Regions from separate parts of the Homo sapiens genome. Here region 1 is linked to region 2. Evidence: chromatin contacts called from ENCODE Hi-C or POLR2A ChIA-PET data. All regions are on one chromosome and are shown on one strand. The core of a region is the stretch at or near the end of the contact, and the rest is flanking DNA. Distances in the headings are between cores, read along the strand shown.

Region 1 (6,839 bases), core at 2,600-5,099, 230 kb after region 2:
GAAAAGCAGACTAGAGGTTGCTGGGCCAAGGCTGCATGCGTGGTTCCCTGGGAAGCAGAAGCAGCAAACTTGGAGGATGGTGTTGTGTATCTTAGTCACTGTGGTGTTTTCATTCCTGTATTCATTTGTCAAAACTCATCAAATCCTAGGCTTTAATGGGTACATTTTATGTTACATAAATTATATCTTAACAAAGTTGATTATTAATTTTTTTACATACTCCTGAATTTTTCCTTACAGAAAAATACCAAATAATACAGGTATTCTCCCTTTCAGAAAGCGGAGCTTAAACCCTCCCCTAAGAAGGTGGGCTGGACTTCATGACTTGCTTTCAAATAATGTATAGTATGGAAAGGAAAAACTAGAAACTTTACATTGGAAAAACCTGGCAAACTCTACCTTAACCAAGTGATCAAGGTTAACACCCCAGTGATGTCATGTAGATATCGGGGACCCCCTCATATGATGAAATAAAAAGGCATTTCACCTCTGTGATATCCTTTCCAAAAGCCCATACCCCTTCTCTAATCATGAGAAAATAAATCAGACAAGCCCAAAATACAAAATACCTGCCCAGTACCCCTCAAAACTGCCAAGGTCATGAAAAACAAGGAAAGCATGAGAAATTGTCATTGATCCAGGGATCAGAAGAGACCAAGACATGATAACTAAATGCATAGTTATACCCTGTACTGTATCTTACAACAGAAAAATAATATTGATTTTTTAAAATGATAAAATTTAAATAAAGTCTGGAGCTTAGCTAATAGTAATTTTACTAGTTTTTTATTACTGCATAATGAATTACAACAAATTTATTAGCTCACACCTGCATAGCTGTGTGCATTTATTGGCTCATCAGATGTCTGGGCGCAGCATGATGGAGTTCTCTGTTCAGTGTCTTACGAAGCTGAAATTAGGGTATCAACCAGGCTGTGCTCCTTTCTGGAGGCTCTGAAGAAGAATACACTGCCAAGCTCATCTGAGTTGCTCCCCATATTCATTTTTTTTGCTATTGCAGGAATGAGCTCCCCATTTCCTGGTTGGCTGTCAGCACGGCCTCTCTTAGCAGCTAGAGGCTGCTCTGAGTCTTGCTATTGGAACCCTTATCTTCAAAGTTAGCAGGAGAATGTCACTCTTGTCAAAACCCTCTCAGGCTTTGCATCTCCCTGACTTCCCTGACTCTCACCTCTTGACCAAGATTTAAAGGGCTCATAGGATTGGGTCAGGTCCACTCTAATAATTTCTCCATCTTAAGGTCAACTGATTGGGACCTTAATTACTTCTCCAAAATACCTTCACAGCAACAACCACGGGATCATTTGATCGAATAACTAGTAGAAGGTGTGCATAGATCAAGGGCCTTGACTCTTAAGGGCCATCTTAGCATTCTGCTTGCCACAGTGATGTGCCAATGTTGGTTTATTCTTGATAAATGCACGACAATAATTAGCAGAAACTGAAACTGAGTGACTGGCATATGAAAACTCACTCTACTATCTTTGCAACTTTTCTGCAAATCTAAAATGACTCCAAATAAAAATTTATGTAAAGAACATTCTCTTTTAAAAACCTAGTTAAATACATCATCTCTTTCCTGCTGGGACACAGACTGATAGAATTACTGCATTCAATTACTATAAACAATTATAGAGGAAGGAGGAGGATGACGATGAAAAGGAGAAGGAAAAAGAAGCAGCAGCTAACATTTACTGAGAATTTTTTAAGTGCCAGCCATTTTCTTAAGCACTTCGTATAGACAATCTTATTTAATCTCAAAAACAACCCTACAAGGCATTACTTTATTGGGTGATCTCCCCATTTTACAGATGAAGAAATTATGATAGAGACGGTTATATGGCTTGCTCAAAGTCACATTATTAAGTGGTGGTGGAGCTAGAAATCAAATTCAGGTAATCCGATTCCAGAGTCCTCATTTGTAAGCATTTCCCCATCGGACCTCTCATGCATATTCCACATGTTCCACAACACCAGCCACTCTGTCTTTCCTCAGAAGCTGATCACTTCCAAAGAATGTAACATGGGCAGTAGTTTATATTTGACCCAAATACTTCTGTAAATGTGATTATCACCATAGAAGCCAACACAACATTGCCCTAAATTGTCTTACAAAAAAGAATGCTCAGAGCTTACTCTGATGTTTCTGTTTATTAATAAATGCATTCTTATCCAAAGAATTTGATCAATTATAATAATGTGCCCACTGAAATATTACCAACCTACCTTGAAGCAGATGTGAATTATACAATTCATAAACCATCTCTCAGATGTAAACAAGAAGCAAGAGATTCATTTGAAAACTATTACCAAAGAAGGCCGGGCACGATGGCTCAAGCCTGTAATCCCAGCACTTTGGGAGTCCAAGGCGGGTGGATCACGAGGTGAAGAGATCGAGACCATCCTGGCCAACATGGTGAAACCCCATATCTACTAAAAATACAAAAAATTAGCTGGGCGTGGTGGTGTGCACCTGTAGTCACAGCTACTCAGGAGGCTGAGGCAGGAGAATCACTTGAACCCGGGAGGCTGAGGTTGCAGTGAGCCGAGGTTGTGCCACTGCACTCCAGCCTAGCGACAGAGTGAGAATCCATCTCCAAAAAAAAAAAGGAAAGAAAACTATTACCAAAGTTGAAAAAAATTTTAAGGTTTAACTCTCAGATTTACTTTTCTTATTCTCCCTGTAATAGATGGTTTTCTATCTAGGCAAACTATAAGGCAAAATTTAAATTCTCTAAAAATATGCTAGCTGTGCCATTGGCACCCACCCCCCCCCCACCCCCCCGCCGCTCCCCGTATGTAAAACAAGTGGAAATCTTTTCAGTCAATTCCCCAAAATAACTAGGACTCCAGCCATCCCTTAGAAACAGATTCCAACCTGGCTGCTATTAATAAGTTTTCATCTAAAGATGCTGTGTATTCCCCAGTCTTCTTCAGGTACCCAGAATTGAAGCCCAGCTTTAACTAGCTTAACCAACTACAGACATTTGCTGGCTGGTAGAACTGTGAAACAGAGTGGATCAGGTTTTCTGTGTGTGTGTGTGTGTGTGTGTGTGTGGGCGCATGTATGTGTGTGTCAGTGGGTGGCGAAAATGAGATTCATCCCTTGGCACTGTTTCTCAGTATTGGTCTCATCTTCTTCTACTGTATAAGGGAAAGCTTCCTGCACCATGAGAAGAACAGTATATGACTTCAGGAAATACGTAGATAACTTTATGCCATCTAGTAACCCCAAGGAAAGAGGGCTTCAGTCCCATCATGTTTATATGAAGTCCAAGGCCACATTCTTATCCCTCAGACAGACTACTGTGGCTGAACACAGACAGTGATTGGCCAGGACTGAGCCATGTGACCAGTCGAGGTCCTTTAGAACTGATTAACAACCTTGCCAGATTAGAGCCAAGTGGCACCAAGAGAGGGTTTAAACAGCTGTTCCTCTGCTGTTTGCCAGATAGGATACTGCTCAACTATATCACCTGACTGTTTCCTGATATCCTCCTTTTACCACTTATGGACATGCCCAGCTCCATTGTGGACACTTGTAAACCCAAAGAAAGAGACCTTGAATATTTGGTCAAGGGAGTGTGGAATGAAGGGGCTTCATATCTGTAGCTGGTGGGGGAAGCACTGATGAAGGCCCTGAACTGTACCTGTGGTTAGTAATACTCCTGCTGTATCTGTTTACCTGTTGGCCCATCGTTACTGCATTTTCATTCACTGCACTTGCTAAAGGCTTATTACTCACAACTCAGATGAATCACCTCCACTGCTTCATTCCTGCCCTTTTTAATAGACTGAGAAGGGGGTGGCCATCTAACTGGTCAGAAGCAGAAGAGCTGGTTTGGCCTTTTCATCCTAAGCCCGAGGTGTCTTGTTGCAATACTCAGGGGTTTTATGAATGTAGGGCACTTAAAGACTCTTTGTTCCAGCTTTGAGCCTCATTCTCCAGTTCTTGAGCATCAGAGGTGTCATTCAACAAAATGCCCATGAAAATTAATACTTCCCCACCTTTTAAATTCCCTTAAAACATTTTGTATTGAAGCATTTTATTATTTTAACTCCTTTTTGTTTAAATGTCCTCTTTTGAATATCATTTTAAACACACAATCTTTTTTTACTTTTTTATTTTATATCTCTATATACAACCTGATGTTTTGATATACATGTACACAGTGAAATGGTTGCTCTAGTGAAGTAAATTAACATATATCCGTCATCTCACATAGTTATCCTTTTTGTATGTGTGGCAAGAGCACCTTAAATCTACTATTTTCACAAAAATCTTATATATAATACATTATTATTAACCATCATCCTTGTCTTGTACGTTAGAGCTCTAGACTCGTTCATCCTACATATCTTCAACTTTGGATCCTTTGACCTATATCTCTCTATTTTTTCTCCCTCTCCCTGCATCTCCCCAATCCCTGATAGTTACCATTTTATTCTCTTTCTCTATGTATTTGACTTTTTTATATTACACATTTAAGTGAGATCATTCAGTACTTTTCTTTTTGTGTATTACTTTTCACTTAGCATAATGTCCTCCAGCTTCATCCATAGCAGCTTCATCCATAACTTCTGGGTGTAGCCATGGCAAGGGTAAACTGATATGGCACACTGGTGGGCATGTCTTCTGGAGAGGTGCTTCCAACTCTTCCCTGTTTTAGCTAGTCCTCAATTTGTCTGATGTCTGAACCCCACTGCCAGAGTTGAGTCTTGCCTGCTGAGTCATGTCCAGACTCCTACCTCAGAAGTATGAAGCATAACTGGTGTTACAAACACCATCTTCAGAACAGTGATTAACCTTCAATATTGAGGAATAGAAAAAGTACAGAATTGGGTTTAGCTGTATATGTAACATTTCCTGTCTTTGAAAACAGAAATTGAAACAAATATGCAAAATGTAACTATCCGTTGAATCTGCTGATCATATTGTTTTCTATTTGTTTCTGTTTGCCTGGAATATTTATAGCTAAAAATAATTTTTAATTGTTACCAGGCAGAAGAAAATGTTTTAAATAAACAGCATATAAAAATATTCCAAAAATAATATTCGAGGAGCTGATGTTGTGAAATGTCAAAAGGAACTGAGAACAGCAATTTTCATTATGCTAAAATACTGAAAATAACATATGTGCATTAATTAGGGATGAGGCAGGAAAAAAGGACTCACACCAGGTATTGCAACAGAATGAATTTAACATGAGGAATTCATAAACAGGTGTTAGGGAACCCTGAAGCAACAAAACAAAGTAACTGTAGACAAGAAGGACCACTCCAACAGTGAGGGAACAAACTGTAATGTTGGGAATATCAGAGCCTAGAAATTTGGTAGAGAATCTCTATTTTGGAACTCAGATCTGGAACTCAGATTTTGGAGGAAAGGGCATCACATAGTTAATGCTGATGTATCTAAAAGGTCATAATAAGGTTAGGAGGTTAGGAGGACTAAAACCAAAACTACACTTCCAGGAGAGAAAAACCCTTGCTGGAATGAGGTTAGAGATAGAGTTAGGAGCAGGAAGAAAACAGACAGAATATAGCTGGGCATAGTGGCTCATGCCTGTAATCCTAGCACTTTGGAAGGCCGAGGTGGGCAGATCACTTGAGCCCAGAAGTTTGAGACCAGCCTGGGTGACACAGTGAGACCTCATCTCTACAAAAAGTACAAAAATTAGCCAGGCATGGTGGCACACACTTGTAGTCCCAGCTTCTTAAGAGGCTGAGGCAGGAGGATCACTTAAGCCTGGGAGGTTGAGGCCACAGTGAGCCAAGTTCATGCCACTGCACTCCAGCCTGGGCAACAGAACAAGACCCTGTCTCAAAAAAAAAAAAAAAAGAAAGAAAAAGAAAAGAAAAAGAAAGAAAGAAAGAAAGAAAGTCTCTCCTCCTACCTTACAGTATCCCTCTACTGCCCTCTGAGATTTTAACAAGAGTACTCAGTTGGAACATGAAAAACGAGAACTGATGGCTTCAAGTTAGTTTTATTATTCAAAATAGTTTGGGAACTTCTTGGGGATTTTCTTAGAGCCACAGCTTAGAATTTGTACTATCCTCAGTGGAAACAAACTGAAGAATTTCATTTTCTGAAAATCAAGAGTGATAACTCACAGTCATTTTAGGATAAAAAATTGAATGATATAAACTAGAAAATAATGTTCACATGTTCTCTTAAAAAAGGTAAATTTAAAAATTTTGCCATCTTAAAAACCCTTTCAAAGAAGAGATGGAGATATAAAAAAATCAAACAAACTGATTACCAAAAAAAAAATTACAAAAATGAACAATGGCCAAGTGTGTGCATACAATCTTTGCTTTAAAATCAGTGCATTGTTGGAAAGTTCTATAATATTAATTATAAGTCTTTAGAATAAAAAATGTCAGAAAAGCCTGGGGAAAAACCAACAAATAGGAAGTTTACAAAATATAGGTAAAATTTTAGATGAAATTATCTGGAAGATGATTTTCCAAATTAATGCCAATGTAAACTGAATACTCAAAATTGTCAGAAGTTAAATAGAATTTTAAATGGGCTCAACAAACAAATATACATATTAATGAGCAGAACAGAATATATGATCATTTATTTAGATGCACAATAGGCATTTTAAAAAAATCAATTCCCATTAATGTTAAAAAACACATGTATCATGAGTTCATGGATACTTCCAGAACTTAAGAAAACATTTATATACTCAGCCTGACAGCCAACACACTTTTTTAATTTAACGGGGAAATATGAGAGGCAGTACCATTAATTCAGAATATAGACAAGAATGACCACTATCTTTACTACTATTTACCATATTATTAGAGGT
Region 2 (7,300 bases), core at 4,679-7,178:
TTTTTGATTTTTTTAGTAGAGACGGGGTTTCACCATGTCAGCCAGGATGGTCTCGATCTCCTGACCTCGTTATTCGCCCGCCTCAGCCTCCCAAAGTGCTGGGATTACAGGAATGAACCACCGCGCCTGGCCAAAATATATCTTTTTTTATTTGAAGTAAAGACATTTTTCCTTAATCTATGCTATCTATCACACACCACTATTAGTTTTTAAAGAAGCATTTATGTTCAAAAAATCAGTGTTTGTTAGGAGTAATACTAAATAATATTTAGCTTTCTAAATTCTCTGTTTTGCTTTTTTAATGATTGATTTGGGGGTCTGTTCTTTTGCCTTTTACAGATTCTCTCTCTCTTTTAATAGCTGGATACGTTCCTTCTGTTTTACTTTACTTGCCCTCATTAGGCAAATTTAATTTACAGAATTCTATTTGCAATTTTAGTCTTTGGACATTAAGAAATTTGGTGTATTCATGTGTGGTGGTTAGCTTATGCGACTTTTGGCATGTCCTGTGTGCAACATTCTTATCTATGCCTGTTTTCAGGAAACAGAAACTGCAGTCTAAGTTTTGATTACATTGCATTTCCTTCTAGCAAATGGATTCCGTGCTGTTTAAAACAAAATATATTAATCAAAGATGTTAAACTACTTATATACTCAGCAATGATTTTGTGATTAAAGTTACACTCTACCAGGTTACAGTGAAAGAAAATTTTCTTATTCTTATGTAAAGCAAAATTTCAGTTTGGAAGATAGGTCTATAAGGGAATTAGTGATATTTGAGTAGACACAGAACAATTTCTTTTTCCTCCAAGGAGAAGCAGAAAAAAAAAACAAGGCAAAGCAAAGGAAAATGGAAGAGTGGAGGATGGCAGAAGGAGGATAAAAGATGAAGAGTATGAAAAGGTACTGAGAGGGGTGAAGTGAACCAGAGTTTAGAGGCAGAAGGCAGAGGAACTCGAGGAATAAAATAATGAATGTAAAGACAAAATTACAACCCACGCTGTCCAATTACCATTGAAAAGCAAGTCCAAGGCCAGGCGCAGTGGCTCATGTCTGTAATCCCAAAACTTTGGGAGGCCGAGGCAGGTGGATCACCTGAGGTCTGGAGTTCAAGACCAGCCTGGCCAACATGGTGAAGCACCATCTCTATTAAAAATACAAAAACTAGCCAGGCGTGGTGGCAGGCATCTGTAATTCCAGCTACTTGGGAGGCTGAGTCACAAGAATCACTTGAACCTTTGAGGCAGAGGTTGCAATAAGCTAAGATTGCACCACTGCACTCCAGCCTGGGCAACAGAGTGAGACTCTGTCTCAAAAAAAAGGAAAGAAAAGCAAGTCCAGGAAAAATGTCAGAATGGTTTGAATTTCAGAAGAGAAAAAACTTACTAATGGAATAAGACAGCTGATCAGTTAAGTGGTGGCATAGCCCATGTAGAATTCAGATAGAAGATAATCAGTGGATTCATTCAGGGACAAATCTATGCATTTAGGGAATTCATTTATGAATGAAGTACTAAAATTATTTCAAAATCTCTTCTTATTGACAACATTTATGTTTTTGTGACTAGAACCAAAGGCACCACATAAAAAGTCATGGCCAATTAACTTTCATGATTCTACTTGTTGGGAGTAGAAAGGACTGGCATCCTATGAACAACGACGTTCCTTTCAGCAGAACTGGCTGCTTCACCCTCTGGAAACATGAAGGGTGCCCTGGCAATGAAGAGCCTTTGGGAGGAGTATCTAATTTTTCACATCATTCAGTTCTTGGGAATCTGCTTATTCTTTTTCCTTGTTTATTTTGTTTATATTAGAGAAAGAAGGGCTTTGTGCTCAGTCTCTGTGTGTTCCATTTGAACTAACCATTAGGCTCCCAGAATTTTATTTTTGCAGGAAGTAGTTTCTATAATTATATGAGTCTCATTTCCCCCAATAACATTTTTCTTTTTTCCTTATTTTCCTACAGACTTGACCAGGGACATAAGTGTAAATTTTTTTAAAAAAAAAAGAAAGAAAGAAAAAATTTTATCAGCATTAAAATGAAAAAATCAAAAAGTTGCAATATTTCAACGTATTATATACTTTCCCCTTGCTCCCCACTCCTATTTTTTTTATTTTTATATTTTTGATTTCTTGGCTTGATCAGCATTAATTGTCGTCTTGTATCTCTTTGGCTGCTTCTGGAAGTACTTAATTTGGAAACTATGGTGACTCAGATATCAGCTTAAGCACTAGGGGGAATTTACAACAAATTCTGGGACTGTTTTATTAGAGTCTATCAAGTCACTTGTATAGCATGGGGCATGCAAAGTTACTCAATGAGAAATACTCTAGGCAACTAGTAAACGTTTAATAGTACAACATTACCAATACTTCCTAAGTAGTCACACAATACAGATTATTGTTTAGTTATGTCAAAATATAATTGCTATATCCCATCGAAAGCCATTAAAATCTAAATATGAGGTAGAGGAAATTGACAAACAATCTCATTGCATTGCACAGGCATCATCAGAATGATTCACCTGACCAAAGTGACCAATGAAATGGATTAAAGGAAGTGGTTAACATTAAATTTATTGTAGCAGTAAATTTAAAGCCAAATGGTAAAAAAAAAAAAAAAAAAACTTCTTTAAAGTTCTGATAGGAGCAAAGAGATTGAACTAGTTGTGCATTGAACTGTGACCACCTCCTGCCCCCACAACTCACTTAAAAGGAGAGATATAATTCGAATTTTTAAAATCTGGGGCAAATACTCAAAACTATTTCTCTGAATCAATCCCATCAGATAAAATCAGAAATGCAGAATGAAGCAAGATGATATCCCAAGGGTAAGTAAGTAATTGTCATTAGATAATTAAGCCTGAAAACAATATGACACAGGAATAAAATTCTTCCCATAGAGATAGAAAGCAAAGAGGAAAAAGAGGAGAGACACAGGAAAAGAAGGGATGACCCGAAGAAGATTCTCTGGACTCCTTGCACAGTGCTCCTAGACAGGTGCACATTTTGGCAGCGTATAATTATAAAGTTAACAACTTAGCCAGCATTTTCTTTTATGAGAAAGAAACTTTTGATTCTCCTAACAACCTTGTGAAGGAGGCAATGTTGAATGTCTGTTTTGCGGAGGAGGAAAATCACCTCTGGGAGGTCACTGCCTTCCTCAAGTTTGTCAATTACTAAATGCACCGATTCAGGATTTCAACTTGGATCTGCAGACACTAAATCCAGCGCTTTTCCCATCATGTTTTCAGTGGGATCCCCTGAGAGGAACCACGAGTACCTGGAGGCAAAGGGTAAACAGAGCTGGATGATAAGAAGGTAGGAATTGAGAAGAGGAGAGGAGCAAAAGCAAAAAAAGAATGAGCATAAAATAAAAACACATTTTGCCCCCTAAGTGATTTCAAGTATGGAACTTCTTTGTAAACTTGACAATGTTTCACAAATGTATTTGTAAATCGTGTCCAGTCTTATACAAGGAAAACAAGGGCAACCACTCCCCTGCCTTTTTTTTCTGTTTCATCTTCTGCTATAGGAGCCCTGGCTCTGGGCCTCAAAATGAAGATGGGGGAATTGGTGAATAGAACAGGGCAGGATTGTGGTTAAGAGTGGAGGTCTTTTATCCAAACTTCTGAGTTTGAAAATTCAGTCTGACCCTTTCTACTTGTGTGTTACATTATAAACCTAAGTCTCCGTTTCCTAGCTTTGAAATGAAAAAAAGTTAGTGCCTCTCAGGATTTGGGTGAGAATTAAATCGGGTCATTTGTGTGACCTTTGCAGAGTGCCTGGTAGACACCATACACCCGGTGAGGGCTAGCTTAGGTAAACAAGCTTTTGTGAACCAACTTGGTAATCTAATCACACAATAGTATTGTTTTATTGGAAAAGCCATTCTAAATTTTGACAACCTATAAATGAGGTTCTGAGTAAGTTGTAAACTGCCTAAGAAATTGTGTTGATCTTAATTTTTAAATAAATGCAATTATTAGTATGCTATAATTTTAACCCTTGGAAACTGAACCAAGGAAAAATGGGAGGGATACCTACATGAGACAGTGGAAAGAAAAACACTGCTGAGAAGCACAGTTTAGACCGAGAGTGGTCGCTCATGCCTGTAATCCAAGCACTTTGGGAGGCTGAGGCCAGAGGATCACTTGAGCCCAGGGGTTTGAGACCTGTCTGGGTAACATGGCAAATCCCCGTCTCTACGAAAAAATACAAAAATATCCAGGTATGGTGGCATGCCTGTGGTGCCAGCCACTTGGGAAAGAGATTGCCCTATTTCTCGTCCACTCTTCACATACTGTCTTTTCTGGCTTTTCTTCATTCCGTTTGTCCTTAGTGGAAGGAGGTTCATGTTTGCAGTGACTCATTTAGACTCTTTTGGGGATGGAATTTATTGGGAGATAGGCATTTAGACATTAACCAATGCAGCATCAAGCAAAAAAAAAAAAAACTATTTGCATGGAATTTACATTAACCATATACCAGTGAGTAACCACCTGCAACTCATACTCATTTCAGAAACCAGGGATGACTGTTTTCATTTAGAGTGGTGAATCAATGTTAGGCATTCTAACAGGAAAAAATTAGTTGGTCATAAAGATCTATACTCATCTCCCTGCCCTAATCTTCCCCCTTTAGGATCATTGTATCAAACTGTACTCACACTTGAGGATTTACCTACTTTTCAGAGATCTTAACATTGCTCTAAAGTGTTCCATTTTCATGACTCAACCCAAGGATATTTAAGTACACCCAGAGTGTTGAGAATATAATTATGTAGGTAGTATGAGTTTGTGGCAAAATTGTGCTCAGATTCCAATTCTGCCACCAACAAATTTAGTGTTCCTATAATAACCATGGGAAAGAAGCCTTCAATAGTAATAATCTAACATTAATAATCATTAATTACCAATAATAACTCAAATATCACTTTGTAAAAGAGGTTTTCCCTGATCGTCCTGTGTAAAATAGATGCTTTCCAACCCTGTCACTATCCCATGTCCATCTTTTATTTTCATAGCATCTAGCGATGATATTATTTCTACATTTGTTTATTTGCTCATATATAAATGTGTTTATTTACATATAAGAGCTGAGATTTTGATTTTTCAGCCATGGTCTTAGTGACTCTGGGCAGATGTTTTAACACCAAGTCTAGAGTGGGCTGAGAAGCCAGAAACAGGCCTCTAAGATGTCACAGACACTAACTTGCTATGAAAACTTGAGCAAATCATAGAGTTGCCAGGTCTGCAGGTTTCTTTCTCTGCCAAATGAGCTAGCAGTGCCGGCCCAGCCTGCCTCGCAGGATCAGCGAGGATCTTGCCACCAAAGATGGAGACAGGGTGGAGGGGAGAATGAGATGTTCCCAGCAGGAGAGAAACAGGTGTGAGCAATGCAGAACCCAGGAGAAGCACAAAAAGCGGAATAAATGAAAGGAAGGCAGGGATTTAAAGAAAGCTGCTGAGGAATGGTGAGGTTGGTCTAGATCACCACTTCCCAATGCAAGAACACACAATGTGGCACAGCTGGGGCTACATGAGACTCAGGAAAGTGTCAGAGAAGCAAGAAAGGAGCAAAGATGAGCATTGCATCTGCATGTTGCAGCCTTGAGTGTTGATGGAAATAGATTCAGTTGGTTGGCAACAGGTCCGAAGGAGATGCCAATACGTAACATGTCAAAAATGCATGTAGAACAACAACAAAAACCTGTGAGGACCAAAAGAGAAAAGCACATGACTATGTTTTGAACACCTAAACTTTAAAAAGTACAAGCAACAAATTCTAATATGTGGGCATTTACTTTATTTGGGGGTTCTGCTTATTTTTGTAAATGGACAGGACACCACAGGAAGTAGGAGTGTATGCGGTTACTTTAACCTCAAGCTTTCTGCATGTGTCATTCTCAAGCACAGAGCCTTTCTCTTGTAACTACAGCTGCGGAGGCTCAGTGGTTTATCTGTTCCAAGTGGATGTCTTTGCTGGGTAGGACAATGACCACACTCAGGTGATCCTCCACGTTGGGCATCTCAAGCACTTGTAAAGGAGGGTCCTTAATGGAGCCTCCTTTTAAAGCTAAATGGAGCATGTATCATCTCCACAGGTCTGCTCTGAGACTACAAAAGTAAAAACAGTGAAATAATAAAGCCAATCTCTTTCTTTTGCTATTTAGGACATAGAAAATTTATGTTTATTTTCATCCTCCAAAATTGCCTACAGTTGGTGGCAAAAGAAAACCATCCATCCGTCTTTAGAAATACCTACGATTGAACGTTATTTTGATGACATAAAGAGGGGAGGAACCTAAACAAAGCTGCTACTAAAGTCCAAAGTATTCAAGTTCCCCAATATATTAATTTCATTCAGGTGTACTTTTTTGACTTCCAGATGCAGTTAATTCACTTCAAAGGGCTGGGAAATACCCACACCATAAGATCTTACCAGGATAACCATTTTTAAAGGACAAATAGGTCCTTTCAAGAGCATAATTTAGAAGTCTCTCCAGCTCGAGTAAAATCTGACTAATCTTAACTAGTCAGCAGCATTGAGCTGATTCTGATAATTTCTGGAGTTACAAAATAGCTAAGAATGTGACAAAGCACTAGGTGAGCTCTCATAATTGGACTACTTTAAGGAAATTTTGTTATGACCATAATGATACTTTATGTTTTTATCTTTGAAATGCTAGTTAACAGGTATATACACCTGCATTGTGTATATAAGCCAAATGGATGAGATTTTTCTGTGAAATAAAATATTCTGTTTTGTTAGCTGCTTTCTCTAGCAAATCTATTTGCTGTGGGGTATGCTTACCCCTTTGAGCATCTCTTTATGAATCCTGCTAAAATAGCCCATTTTCTACATACTGTGATTCCCCAACCGGGCTGATCCTTGGAAGGACCTAAGGGGCTCTTTGAAAATATGTATACTCAAGTTCATCATGCAAATCAGAGTCCCCAGGAAGGTGGCCCTAGAATCTGTATTTTCAAAAATCACAGCCATAACATCTATATAATTTATTGTTCATTTTATAACCTCAAAATGTGAATGTGATGGTAATATTCTTTGTAAGGGCATTACTACATACTTCCAGATATGACTAATGTGTTTGGCTAGAGGTTTATGTTTCTCCTTAATTTACTACTTATTTTATATGAAAAGTATTTATTCAGAAATAGAAAGTCTATTCTTACAGTTGACAAGAACAAATTTTAAATTTACTTGTAATTTCAAGCATTCCTTGGTGGGCTGGAATAAATGCATTTGATAGCACAGTGGCTTAGTTATTATATACAGA

The links. A loop is a pair of places that touch in the nucleus more often than their neighbours do. ChIA-PET counts read pairs that join two places held with the same protein, here RNA polymerase II (POLR2A). Pooled maps may share reads with other maps.
Region 1: a loop to region 2 is called in a pooled map, with 7 times the contacts of the local background. The contact joins two enhancer-like sites. A Hi-C loop is called at or near these places in 2 of 168 maps with a recorded cell type or tissue (A673 and chondrocyte), 8 of 37 single-sample maps with no recorded cell type and 5 of 50 pooled maps. POLR2A ChIA-PET finds 5 or more read pairs at or near these places in 1 of 52 experiments (BJ).

What each region holds. Positions count from the first base shown.
Region 1 is chr18:63,601,926-63,608,764 of GRCh38, reverse strand. No RefSeq gene overlaps it. Among named protein-coding and RNA genes, the nearest start is that of SERPINB13, 18 kb to the right of the region's middle. Within about 2 kb of position 3,849, at least 3 of the 41 ENCODE cell types and tissues checked have a DNase peak (open chromatin) inside an H3K27ac peak, as active enhancers do.
Region 2 is chr18:63,829,884-63,837,183 of GRCh38, reverse strand. No RefSeq gene overlaps it. Among named protein-coding and RNA genes, the nearest start is that of SERPINB2, 54 kb to the left of the region's middle. Within about 2 kb of position 5,928, at least 3 of the 41 ENCODE cell types and tissues checked have a DNase peak (open chromatin) inside an H3K27ac peak, as active enhancers do.